Regions from separate parts of the Homo sapiens genome. Here all the other regions are linked to region 1. A link is a contact called in ENCODE Hi-C data. All regions are on one chromosome and are shown on one strand. The core of a region is the stretch at or near the end of the contact, and the rest is flanking DNA. Distances in the headings are between cores, read along the strand shown.

Region 1 (4,061 bases), core at 1,040-3,539:
GCATTTTTCATAAATATAATGGTCACTTCTACATCTTTGTTCATGAATTATTTGCTGATGCTTTTTGCCCATGTTTTCTGTCTGGTTTTCACATTTTCCTTCTCAAACCTTTTCTTTCTTTCTTTCTTTCTTTCTTTCTTTCTTTCTTTCTTTCTTTCTTCCTTCCTTCCTTCCTTCCTTCCTTCCTTCCTTCCTTTCTTCCTTCCCTTCCTTCCCTTTCCCTCCCTCCCTCCCTTCCTTCCTTCCTTTTCTCTCTCTTTCTCTCTCTCTCTCTCTCTTTCCTTTTTGACAACTTCTTGCTCTGTTGCCCAGGCTGTAGTGCAACTCACTGTAGCCTCGACTTCCTAGGCTCAAGCAATCCTCCCCCCTCGGCCTCCCAGTAGCTGGGACTGAGGCAGAAATTAAAATAATAATAATAATAAGTACTACATATATTCACTCCAAGAGAAGTAAGAGCTAAGGCCCAGAATGTGGCAAGGCAAGGGTTAAAAAAGAAGAAGAACAAGTTTTCCTCTGCTTAGCAGCTCACTTCAAGGACAGTTATAAGATAACGCTGTCCGAAAAGCCAAGGCCAGAGGACTGGGCTCCAGACCCCGCCCTCCACCCCACCGCCCGCCTCCAGAGCAAGGTTGAAGGAAAAAAAAGAGAGAAAGACAAATTATTTTATTGCTATTCCTTTCCTTGGTCTCTTAAGCATGACTATGTTTTACAAACCTCTCTATTTAGCCAGTTCTTGTTTTACTTTTGATGCAGCTACAAGGCCACCAGCTATGCAAGGCCACAAGTTATGCACTATATGATTAACTACTTTTGTTTTACCTTTCTAAGCTTGCTTATAAAAACCCCACAATATCTTTGTTCTAGGCTCAGCTTTTTGGATGTGAATCCACTGAGCCAGTGCGTACGTTGAAATAAACATCCTCCTGTTCTCTCATATTGGTCTCTCCGTTCCTCAGTTTCCCACAACAGGACTACAGGTGTGCACCACCAAGCTCAGCTAATTTTTATATTTTATAGAGACAGAGTCTTGCCAGGTTTCCTAGGCTGGTCTCAAACTCCTGGGCTCAAGCATTCCTCCCACCTTGGCCACCCAAAGTGCTGTGATTACAGGCATGAACCACTCACCTGGCCTTCCCTCTCAAATTTTAAGAGTTCCTGATATATTATATGATATATGTTGAGATATATATACATATATATATGTAATGTATATATATGATATATGTTGCAAATAGTTTCTCCTGGTCTGTCAGATGTCTTTTGACTTTGCTTATTGAGTTTTTTGACATGAAAAAGTTAAAAAATTTATACAGTCAAATGCATTAATCTTTTATTGCATCTAGGTTTTTTTTTTTTTTTTTTTCTTTTGAGACAAGGTCTCATTCTGGTTGCTCAGGCTGGAGTGCAGTGGTGCAATCTCGACTCTCTGCAGCCTCGACCTTCCGGGCTCAGGTGATTTTCCTACCTCAGTCTCCCGAGTAGCTGGGACTATAGGCGCGCCTCACTGCGTCCGGCTACTTTTTTGTATTTTTAGTAGAGACGGGGGTTTCACCATGTTGCCCAGGCTGGTCTTGAACTCCTGAACTCGCCCGCCCTGGCCTCCTGGAGTGTTGGGATTACAGGCGTGAGCCACCGCGCCCGACGGCATCTAGGTTTTGAGTAGTAGTTAGACAGCTTTTTCCCACACACATGTAAAAAGGGTATTTGAGGGACAATGGGAAAAGTTGGAATAAAGACTGCATTAGATAACTGTATTAAATAAATGGCAAATACCATTAAATAAATCTGGCCGGGCGCGGTGGCTCACCCCTGTAATCCCAGCACTTTGGGAGGCTGAGGCAGGCGGATCACCTGAGGTCAGGAGTTCAAGACCAGCCTGGCCAACATGGCGAAACCCCGTCTGTACTGAAATTACATAAATCAGCTGGGCGTGGTGGTGCGCGCCTGTAATCCCACCTACTCAGGAGGATGAGGCAGGAGAATCGCTTGAACCCGGGAGGCGGAGGTGGCAATGAGCCGAGATCGCGTCACTGCACTCCAGTCTGGGCGACATATGGAGGTTTTGTCTTGTCTCAAAAAAAAAAAAAAAAAAAAACTTGGGGAAGTGTGCTAAACCGGGTTTGCGTAGGTGGAAGGGGCGGCCGGGCTCTTTAAGGTGGGTCCCGCCCCGTAGGCCTCCCCTCGCGCCAGCCCCTCCCATCCCGGAAAGGCTCAGCCCAAGCCCGGCCCCGCCCGCCCTCGGCCCCGCCCATGGCAGAGCGCAGTCACGTGACCCGGGCTGCGGGGCGCAGCATTGTGCGGTCATGGTGGGCCAGATGTACTGCTACCCCGGCAGCCACCTGGCCCGGGCGCTGACGCGGGCGCTGGCGCTGGCCCTGGTGCTGGCCCTGCTGGTCGGGCCGTTCCTGAGCGGCCTGGCGGGGGCGATCCCAGCGCCGGGGGGCCGCTGGGCGCGCGATGGGCAGGTCCCTCCAGCCTCCCGCAGCCGCTCGGTGCTCCTGGACGTCTCGGCGGGCCAGCTGCTTATGGTGGACGGACGCCACCCTGACGCCGTGGCCTGGGCCAACCTCACCAACGCCATCCGCGAGACTGGGTAAGGGTTGGCTTATCCCCACGCGGGGCCATCGGGGGAGGGGGATGCGTGGGCGCCGGACCTCGCCTGTTCCCGGGACCGGCCTCTTGCCGGGTGGGAACGCCCGTTTCTCTGGGGGTCAGCTACTCCCGAGGCTGCAGCACCGCCCTGCGGGCCAAGTACCCTGTTTGGGAGCTGGCTACTGCGGCATCCCTCACCTCATGGGGCCAGTCCCTTGCCTTCAGCCAGTGGTGACAGTACTTCTGTCCCCAAGAAGCCAGTTCCCTACCACCGAGGCCGCAGTGCCTGCATCTGGATCAGGTCCATGGCTGGTGGGTAAATTCTATCCTCACGGGGACCTGCTCCCTTCCCTAGACTTTGCCTCCTCACCCCATGGAGGCCAGCCCCCTGTCCCCAGGCCTGAGGGGTGATGAGAACTCAGCAGGAGACTAATTCTTACCTGCTTGGCTGTGGCTTGCTCGTGGGTGCCAGCACCCTGCCTCCCTTCCAGTGCCAGGTCAGCAGGACTGAACCTGGGTTCCAGGCTAGTCCAAAAGCAGAGGGTCCCTAAAGTCACATAGACCCATTTAGTATCCTGCTAGGGCTCTGCTCCTCCCTTGTCTTCTGTGTCCTGGTCCAAGGGGAAGTCCTTGGCTGGATGCCGTGTTTGGCAGCCATGCTCACCATCTTTATTGCTGGAACCCAGGCTGTCATTCTGATGTGTGAGTCTCACCTAACTCCTCCGCCTGTCTGGGCTCCCGTTTCCCCATCTGTGGCCCAGATTTTGAGGATGTGCTCTAGTTGGGTGGTCATGTGCTGCAAGTTCTGTACAAGGGCTTGTGCCCATTCATTTATTCATTACCCTGATGGTTGGCCTTAGGGACACAGCTGAGCAGCTGTCTCTACTCAGTGGGAAACACAGACAGCGATAGAAGAGAAATCAGAGTCAGTGGGAGTGGGAAGGATCAGCTTCAAAGCCTTGTCAGCAGGGCCCAGACGCTGGATCAGGCTGTGCTGGGGGATCCTAGGGAACCCGGGGTGCATCCGTCATATCCTAGTGTCCAGATGATGCTAGGGAACCCTAGCACTAGGATGTGCCCAGGATGTGGTCTGTGCTCAGACCACACTGCCCCCTGCAGCAGAAAGGGCCTCCTCCCACTTTAGCCCCTATCCATTTTACTGGCATCCATTGGCTTCTGCAGGTGTTAGGGAGACACAGGATGCCGAGGACACCCCCATTCTGGTGGCACTTGGGGGGTACATCAAGTAGACGTGAGATTTGGGGGAGATATTTGCACAGACACAGGGGCACTGGTTGGGGTAAATCTGGGAAGGCTCCCAGAGAGAGGAGGCCACAGAGTGAGCTGGCATCTGTGGAGGGAACTGAAGCTTTGTGGCTGGCCTCGGGGGCTGCCGGGACTCTTGGATCTGGTGACCCGTTCTTTGCTGACTCACTCATGTTTTTGGCCCTGCATAGCAGAATCAAGAG
Region 2 (4,061 bases), core at 421-2,920, 4.6 Mb before region 1:
AGCAACTGCTTATACTTAATCATGTTTCTGTCTATTCCAGCAGGCCCTGGTGTCAGGAGAACGTTCTGCCAGATAAGGACAATGAGATGCATTATTATATAGAGTGACTAAGAGCCCTACAAGTACTGTTTTAGAATGTAATCCCAGGCAGAAAGGCTGCGGTAAGAGGGCCTAATATTTTGTGGTAACTATTTCCAAAAGTAAATATATTCGCCACCCAGGACCAGTTTATTAAACGCGCACTACATTCAATTCTTTTCAAATGTCTTATAGGAGGGAAAAGCCTTTGTATCTTACCATGCCGGGGGAAATGAACAACTTGCAATTTGCTTCGCACTCTGAATCCCACGTTTGCAACATGTAGAGCAAGCACTTTAGACACCACAAAACAAGGGCAGCCTACATTACGGCCAAATATAGGATGTGTTTCTAAATCGTGATGCAGTAAAGCCTACGATTCCTTTTCCAGCGTTCAAAATCCTTTGAACACTCCCAAAAAAGGATGCCAGGGCCAGCGCCTCCCTCCAAGAGGAAGCCCCTTTCTTCTCAGCTCTCACCGCAGCCTGCCACTTCCCCCAACACATTCAAATCATTTGAGAGACGGAGAGCTGGGGAGCGTGCGCCGGTGGGGACAGGCGGGAGAGCTCGGTTTCTGCATTCCCACCCTCCACGTCTGACCTCATCCTCAGTCATTTCGGCGCAGCGGGGCCCCACCTGCACCTCGCTCCTTTTTACTGCGTCCCTCGCCAGCTGCCCCGCTATTAGGGAAACACACCTCTGAATCACCCAGTTCACTCGGACACCCTGGGCCCCCGATCCGACAGCCTTCCTGCTTCGTTCCTCCCCTCCCAACCCCCAGCCAGTCCCAGCCCTCTGCTCCCTTGGCCGGGCTCAGCCTCTTCCCAAGCCGCCCCCACCCACATTACTCCAGCTCCAGCTCTGCCCCGCCCCGCCTGACCCCCAACCGAGATCTGCAGGGCCCAGAGCTGGTCTCGCACCCAAAGCCAGGAAACCCGCAGGCCAGGCGGCCGCCCTCGCCCCTCCCGACGCAGGGCCCAGCTCGCCCCGGCCCCACGTGAGCCCGGCCCCTACCCGCCCCCACCCACTCGTTCCCTGGGGCGGCCCAAACCCAGTCCCCAGGCCTGGAGCCCCCGGGCTCTACGCCTCGCCCGAAGCAGCCCTTCCCTCCCAGCACCTCGCCCAAGCAGGCGATCCCTGACCCCTAAAAGCCTTCCCTGGGCAGCCTCGTCCCACCTCGGCCCGCGGCTCCGCACCCGGCCAGGAGCGTTCCGGACCTCGAAAGCCTCCTCCCCACAGGGACCCTGCTTCACGCTCCCCACGCCACCTGGTTCGGTCCCCAACTCCCTTTCCCCGAGCCCCCGACAGCAGCCCCCGGCCCTAACCCCTTGCAACCCAGCCCGTGAACCCGCGCCCCGCGCGCCCACCCAGCACTGTCCCCTCCACCTAGCCCTGCCCCTCGCCCCGCCGGCTCCTGTCAGGCGGCGCAGGCACATGCTCAGAGGACAGGTCCGCCCGCCCGACTCGCTCTCAGGCTGCCCCCGCCGGGCGCGAGCCGCTCACCCGGGCCGAGGTGCCTGAGGCGCCGCCGCCGAAGTCCCCGCTGCAAAGCCGGGCGAAGCCTCCAACCGCTGCCGCCTCCAGCCTGGCACTGAGCGCCGTGCGGGGGAGGGGCGCGGGCAGCCGCCACCGCCCCCGCCACCGCGCGTAGGCCCCGCCCCCGCGCCGCGCGGGACCCAACCAGGGCTGCCGGGCCGCTGTGCGCCACGCCCACTTCCGGAGGGGAAGCCCGCTTCCCACCCCACGTTCCACGCCTCGCTACGCCCCCTCTGGTCGCACCGAGGGATGCAGGCGGTGCCCAAGCGCACGCCCCGCTCTCCAGTCATCTGAGTGGTAGAGGGCCACGCCCACAGGCGCCTCCGAGCAACGCCCACTGCTCCTTAGACCCCGGAGCGGGGTTCTTAGAGCCCCGCCCACTGACCCGCTAGGCTCTGCAAGGCCACGTCCCCTGGCTCCTCAAAGATTCCCCCAGAGCCCCTCAATACAGGAACATTAGCTCCTCTGAGCCCCGCGCACTGCCTATCCGAGTCCTTAAACCAGCCTCCTGCTTCCCTAAGCCCGGCTCCCCTCCCACTGCTTCAGAACTCGCCCAGCGGCCTCACAAAGCCCCGCCCCGTCTTCCAGAAGCCCCGCCCAAGGACCGCAACCCTATTCCTAGCATCTCAAGCCCCGCCCACTACCCCATCTCAACGTTTAAACCCCAAGCCCCGCCCCGAATTCGCGAATCCACGCCTCTGGCTCCCGAGGCTCCGCCCTGGCTCCGTCACACCCTACCACCACCTCCCTTGAGGACTGCCGACGTTCCAGCCCTCCCTGAACCGTCCATTGTCACATTCCTAGTGCAGAGTGGCCGCCCCTGGGCTGGGCCACACCCACGTAACCCCAAAGAGGGCCCGTGATTGACCCCATTTCGCAGGTGAGGGAATGGAAACTTCAGGGTTCCTCCCTTCCTTTCCCTGGCCAGAGTCCCTTAATAACTCGGCGGCCCAGGCCTGAAAGTCGGAGCACGGGAATTTGAGCCTCAGCTCTGCGGCCGTCAGACTGTGTGACCTGGGACAGTTCTCTTACCTCTTTGGGCCTGAGTCCCCTAATCTTCAGCATGAAGAAGTTGTCCTGTTAATAGCTAAAGTCCCTTTCTGAAACACCAAGCTCTGAAATACCGAGATTTGAGGAAACAGAGCCTGGGGAACCGAACCGACTGTGGGGTAGGGCTATTTACTTCCCAAAGCAAGGCATCTTTGCCATTCACAGGGGGATTTTTTATTTTAAGCGTCAGCCTCAGAAACGTGTGTTATTTAAATCAAGCTTGACCTGAACTAAGACAGCTATCACAGCAAATTATTTATCCTCTCTAAGGGTCAGTTTCTTTATCTGTAAAATGGGGATAACAGCCCCTCCCTCACAGGGTTCCATGAGATCATATTAGCAGCCATGATCGTGGCATTACTTTTTGCCATTAAAAGGAATGGCAAAAACCGCGATTACTTTTGCACCAGGATAATAGTAATATACTTAGAAGAGTTCCTGGCTTGTGATAAACGCTCGACAGTACCTGTTGCTGCTACTGCTGGGACTCAACAAAATGAAAGGATGGGTTTTATTTTGCCTTCAAGCAGCCACTCCTAATAGGAGGAATTCAGCACCCTTCCTGCAGTAAGATTTGCCACTCACTTTATTTAAATGAGATAAACGTGATGAAACGCCTACTGCAGTGCCTGCCATATGGTGAGGCTCAAAAACAATTCACTTGTTTTTGTTTGTTTGAGACACAGTCTTGCTCTGTCGCTCAGGCTGGAGTGCAGTGGGGCAGTCCACGGCTCACTGCAGCATGGACCTCCCGGGCTCAAGTAATCCTCCCACCTCAGCCTCCCACGTAGCTGAGACTACAGGCACGCGCCACCATGCCCAGCTAAATTCTTAACATTTTTCTGTAGAGATGAAGTCCTGCTATGTTGCCCAGGCTGGCCTCAAACTCCTGAGCTCAAGAGATCCTCCCACCTCGGCCTCCCAAAGTGTTGGGATTACAGGTATGAGCCACTGTGCCCACAATTCAATAGTTTTGAACAATAAAAGTTGTTTTTTTAAAATCCACTAGTTAATAAATTAAACAGGGGCATTGATAGCAGTGAGTTCTGAGTGCTTTGGGGAAAATGAAGATTGGTAAAGTGCTTTGAGTTCCTTTTTTTTTGAGACGGAGTCTTGCTCTGTCGCCCAGGCTGGAGTACAGTGGCGCGATCTCAGCTCACTGCAAGCTCCGCCTCCCAGGTTCACGCCATTCTCCTGCCTCAGCCTCCCGAGTAGCTGGGACTACAGGCACCCGCCACCACGCCCGGCTTATTTTTTGTATTTTTAGTAGAGACGGGGTTTCACCATGTTAGCCAGGATGGTCTCGATCTCCTGACCTTGTAATCCACCCGCCTCGGCCTCCCAAAGTGCTGGGATTACAGGCGTGAGCCACCGCGTCCGGCCGAGTTCCAACTGGA
Region 3 (4,061 bases), core at 640-3,139, 3.8 Mb after region 1:
TTTGAGGAAAGAAAAAAAGAAAACAAAACAAAACAAAACAAAAAAAACCCACCATGTATTTCTGCAATACTTAAAAAAAAAAAAAAACCCAAAAACTTTTCAGGGATAATGAATGCAAGACAATTCATTTCAGGGAGTAATAACTCTGATTTATAGGTAGCTTTTAATCCTCTGTTACCTTAACAAATAATGCAGTTCACTACTGGGTAGAACCTGCAAAGCCAGAGAGAAGAACCACATTAATTTCGTCAACCCTTCTGGGAAAACAACCGGGAGAAATTTACAGTGTTCAATCATTGATGATTCCCCAAATAACGGAGGGGTTGCAAAAAAAATCCGTTGAACCCATTTGAGAAATAATGCTGATCTGGACTCCGTCTACATTGTGCTGCGTGGGTCCCTCCCTGCTCCCTCCACCCCCACTCTCTCTCTGGCTTTAGAAAAGTAAAGCTGGCACAGACAAATGGCTTCGTGTTGTTGGATAGGAGGAAAAGGACACAATGACTCTTGCAGCCATCTAAGTGAGTAAGGGATTGTGAGAGCATTGAAAAGGGAGATACGAAAAGAGCTGGATGAGCTCATGCCTGCAGACCCAGACACATACACCAGCAAGCCAAAGCTTAGAGCCACATCAACAGATCCTTACGTGCTCTGAAAAGAACCTCTTTGAGAACGAGGCTACAATCTTCCGCGCTTCTAACCCAGCTTTTTGCCGAACTTTATACTCTTCCAACCAATTGACGTAGTCGGTGGGGCTGTAGTGTTTCATAAGGGAAGGCCACCTACGAGGAGAGAAACACCCCCTCAGCTTAACAGAAACTCAAAGGCAGGCGGCCACGAATCCAAGGCAGCCTTGGAAACAGGGACAGCAGTGGCGTCCAGTGGTAAGAGGGACCCCGGCGAGAGACCTAGTTCAAAACCCCACCAGCATTCACTCACTCACTCCCGGTGTGACCTTGGCGTAGCGGCATGAATGATGTCTCCATTCCCCATCTCTAAAATGGGGACAGTTGTAACAACAACAACAATAATAATAATGACAATGACAGTGAGCACTGATTGAGCGCCTCCTAGGAGCCGGGGCCCTGCGTGCGTGCCTCCCGGACATCATCTAATTTAATAAACACGGTGAAAGGTAGGTCTAATGATCACCACCACTCAAAGTCTATGAACGAGGCTCAAAAAAAGGGAAGTCGCTCCCCCCAAGGTCACAGAGGGAGTGTGCAGGGCCAGATTTCATCCTGGGGCCACGCTGAAATCTGTGCCGTCCACAACCAGCCCGGGGATGCTGCGCCCGCCCGATCGATGCATCACTGGGTCCATGTAAACATTTCAGCCCGAAGTCGGGCACAAAAGAAGCGCGCAAAAGGGACGAGCCGCGCCGCCGCCAGCGTCACCCTTGACGGAGGACCCGGCTGCGAGGCGCTCCTAGATGCGCCATTTGGGGACCCGGGGGTCCGCCTGGCGTGGCCCCGCAGGGTCCGGGGCCTGGAGGCCTTTGTCTGTCTGTCCGCGGGAAGGGGTCCGGGGTGGGGTCCGCGCGCGGGGCGGCCGCGGGGAGCTAGCGGGGCGGCTGCCCGGCCCCGGGGGGCGCGGGGCGGTGGGCGCGCAGCCGGGGCGCGGGGCCGCTGGCTCACCTCACCCGGAACTGCTCCTTCCACACCTTCCCGCTGCTCTGGCACAGCTCGCGCAGCCGCCGGCAGGTGCTGGAGACACGGCCGATGTCGGCGGCCGTCAGCGAGCCGCAGCACAGGATGTACTCCAGCACCTCACCCGGCAGGTTGACGAGGCAGCTGAGGCCCGCTACCTCCGGCGCGGCCTCCTCCGCCAGCGCCGGCACCACCTCCATCGCGCTGTCGACTGCTGCCGCCGCCATCTTGTCCGCGTACCTGGGGCCGCCGCGCGCGCGCGTGCGAGAGTGCCCGGGCGCCCCGCCTGGCCCCGCCTACTGGTCTTGGGGGCGAGTCCTGAGATCGCTCCGCCCATCCGCGGGCCACACCTCCCCTGCATCGGCTGGGGGCTGCGCGGGTGGCAGCGCCGCAAAAGGGAGGACATAATTGGGCTCTGTGCTTGGAGCCGGCAGCGCAAGCCGCCTCTAGTCCGGGACAACAATAGTAGCACTGATTCTTTTAAACGTAATTAATGTTTAAAATTAACAAATAAAAATGGTATCTATTCTCACGCGTGCTGAGCGCTTTCTGTGCGCATTGGACCTTTCCGAATTACCCTGCGAACTTTCTCCCCATATTACAGATGGGGAAACAGGTTCGGAGAGTGAGAGGGCTTGCTCAGGATCCCTTGTCTTGGATTTTTTTTCCCCCTTTGGGAAGGAGTCTTGCTCTCACCCAGGCTGGAGGGCAGTGGCGCTATCTCGGCTCACTGCAACCTCTGCCTCCTGGGTTCAAGCGATTCTCCTGCCTCAGCCTCCCGTGCGGATGGGATTACAGGCGCGCGCCACCACCCAGGTTGGAGTGCAGTGGCCGTGATCTCGGCTCACTGCAACTTCCACCTCCCTGGTTCAAGCAATTATCCTGCGTCAGCCTCCCGAGTAGCTGGGATTACAGGCGCCCGCCACCACAGCCAGCTAATTTTTGTATTTTTAGTAGAGACAGGGTTTCACCATGTTGGTCAGGCTGGTCTCGAACTCCTGACCTCAAATGATCCACCCACCTCGGCCTCCCAAAGTGCTGGGATTACAGGCGTGAGCCACCGCGCCCAGCCCCTTGTCTTGGATTCTATTTCAGATCCACTTGACTTTTGCTTGTCAGTAATCTTAACCATATGATGTAATAATAACAATATTCTTGAGTGGGTGCTATGGGAAGCCCTCTATGATGGTGTAGGGGAGTAATAATAATCCTCAAATGTGTGCCCTGATTTTAGGCTAATAGAGGGCAGGCAGAGAGCTCTCCTGTACTGGTTTCTTAATTGTTTCCAGCTCAACAATCCTTCATATTTGGGGAGCATAGTCTGACCTCCCACAATAGGTACCACAGTTATACCTATTCTACAGAAAAGGCAAAGTTCTTCCAGGTGGCAGTCACTGGTTCAAAGTTACAGAGACAAAAGTGCTAAAGCCTGGATTTGAGTCTTCAAAGCGGGAGTTATCACTCAGGATTGGGAGGGTAGTCTCAGGATCTGCACATTAAAAAAAAAAAATCAGTTTAGTTCAGTGCCAAAGCCCTGTGTTGTGTGCCCTGGGGATACAGGGGTGAGAAAAATGGAGTCTTTGCTTCAAAACCTCAAAGTGCAATTACAGTTAGAAGGATCTGTTGTCAGTACATGGAGGGTCCAATGAAGTACTCCTGGCAACTTGGAAATCAAGATGCCCTGAGAGAGCTGAACTAGTAAAGTGACTCTCAATGGATGGCGTTGAGCCATCTGTGGCTCCCTATTTCCCGTAGAAATGAATGTGACATCCCAAACATTGTTGCAAAGCAACAAACTCCACCTCTTCTTACCTATCTGAAGTCTTTCTCTCTCACTAGCCATGCATACCCCAGCAAGGCTGGTCATCTCTTTCCTCCCATTTCTGGCCCTACATATACTATTCCTGCTGCCTGCAAGGCACTTCATGCAGTCCTCCCCTTCCAGTAGCTCCTCCTCTTCCTCCAGGGCTCAGCTTAACCTTTCCAAATGCTCTCCCTTCCCCCGCCCCAGCACCAGCACCAGATATGGCTCCTGCCCAGCATTTTGCAGTCTTGTAATTACTTAACTTACAACTATTCAACATGCATCTTTCCCACTAAATCTGAAGGGAGTTCAGTGCTAGGACTGTGTCTGAGTCACCTCTAGAAGCCTAGTTACTTGACCCATGCCCTGCACAGAGCAGATTCTCAATTATCTATTGATTGCGATAGTCTAACCAGCTGTTTGACTAGGGAAGTTACTTAGCCTTTCTGAGGCCCAGTTTTTTATCTGTAAAATGGGAATAATAATTAATAATAATAATGCCTGTCTCCTGGGGCTGTCATGAGAATTAAATGAGGAAATTCATGTGAGGGGCATAGAACAGTGGCTGGTATAGAAAAAATCCTTGAGCCGGATGCGGTAGCTCACAC

The links. A loop is a pair of places that touch in the nucleus more often than their neighbours do. Pooled maps may share reads with other maps.
Region 2: a pooled map shows a loop between it and region 1 (8-fold over the local background). The contact joins the promoter of CORO1C here to the promoter of PLBD2 in region 1. A Hi-C loop is called at or near these places in 5 of 50 pooled maps.
Region 3: a loop to region 1 is called in a pooled map, with 28 times the contacts of the local background. The contact joins the promoter of FBXO21 here to the promoter of PLBD2 in region 1. A Hi-C loop is called at or near these places in 6 of 50 pooled maps.

The regions. Positions count from the first base shown.
Region 1 is chr12:113,356,298-113,360,358 of GRCh38, forward strand. It overlaps PLBD2 (phospholipase B domain containing 2), which reads left to right and starts at 2,290. Exons shown (of 12, transcript NM_173542.4): 1 at 2,290-2,593. The coding sequence starts at 2,304. It overlaps LOC105369989 (a long non-coding RNA gene), which reads right to left and starts at 3,213. Exons shown (of 3, transcript XR_945346.3): 1 at 3,033-3,213. RefSeq lists silencers at 2,104-2,603, 2,654-2,713 and an enhancer at 3,049-3,548.
Region 2 is chr12:108,729,848-108,733,908 of GRCh38, forward strand. It overlaps CORO1C (coronin 1C), which reads right to left and starts at 1,671. Exons shown (of 11, transcript NM_014325.4): 1 at 1,582-1,671. It overlaps LOC105369969 (a long non-coding RNA gene), which reads left to right and starts at 3,562. Exons shown (of 3, transcript XR_945328.4): 1 at 3,562-3,605. RefSeq lists silencers at 950-1,229, 1,420-1,929 and an enhancer at 1,542-2,345.
Region 3 is chr12:117,188,581-117,192,641 of GRCh38, forward strand. It overlaps FBXO21 (F-box protein 21), which reads right to left and starts at 1,890. Exons shown (of 12, transcript NM_015002.3): 1 at 1,638-1,890; 2 at 647-782. The coding sequence starts at 1,876. RefSeq lists an enhancer at 1,017-1,106 and silencers at 1,577-1,626, 1,907-2,006, 2,047-2,106.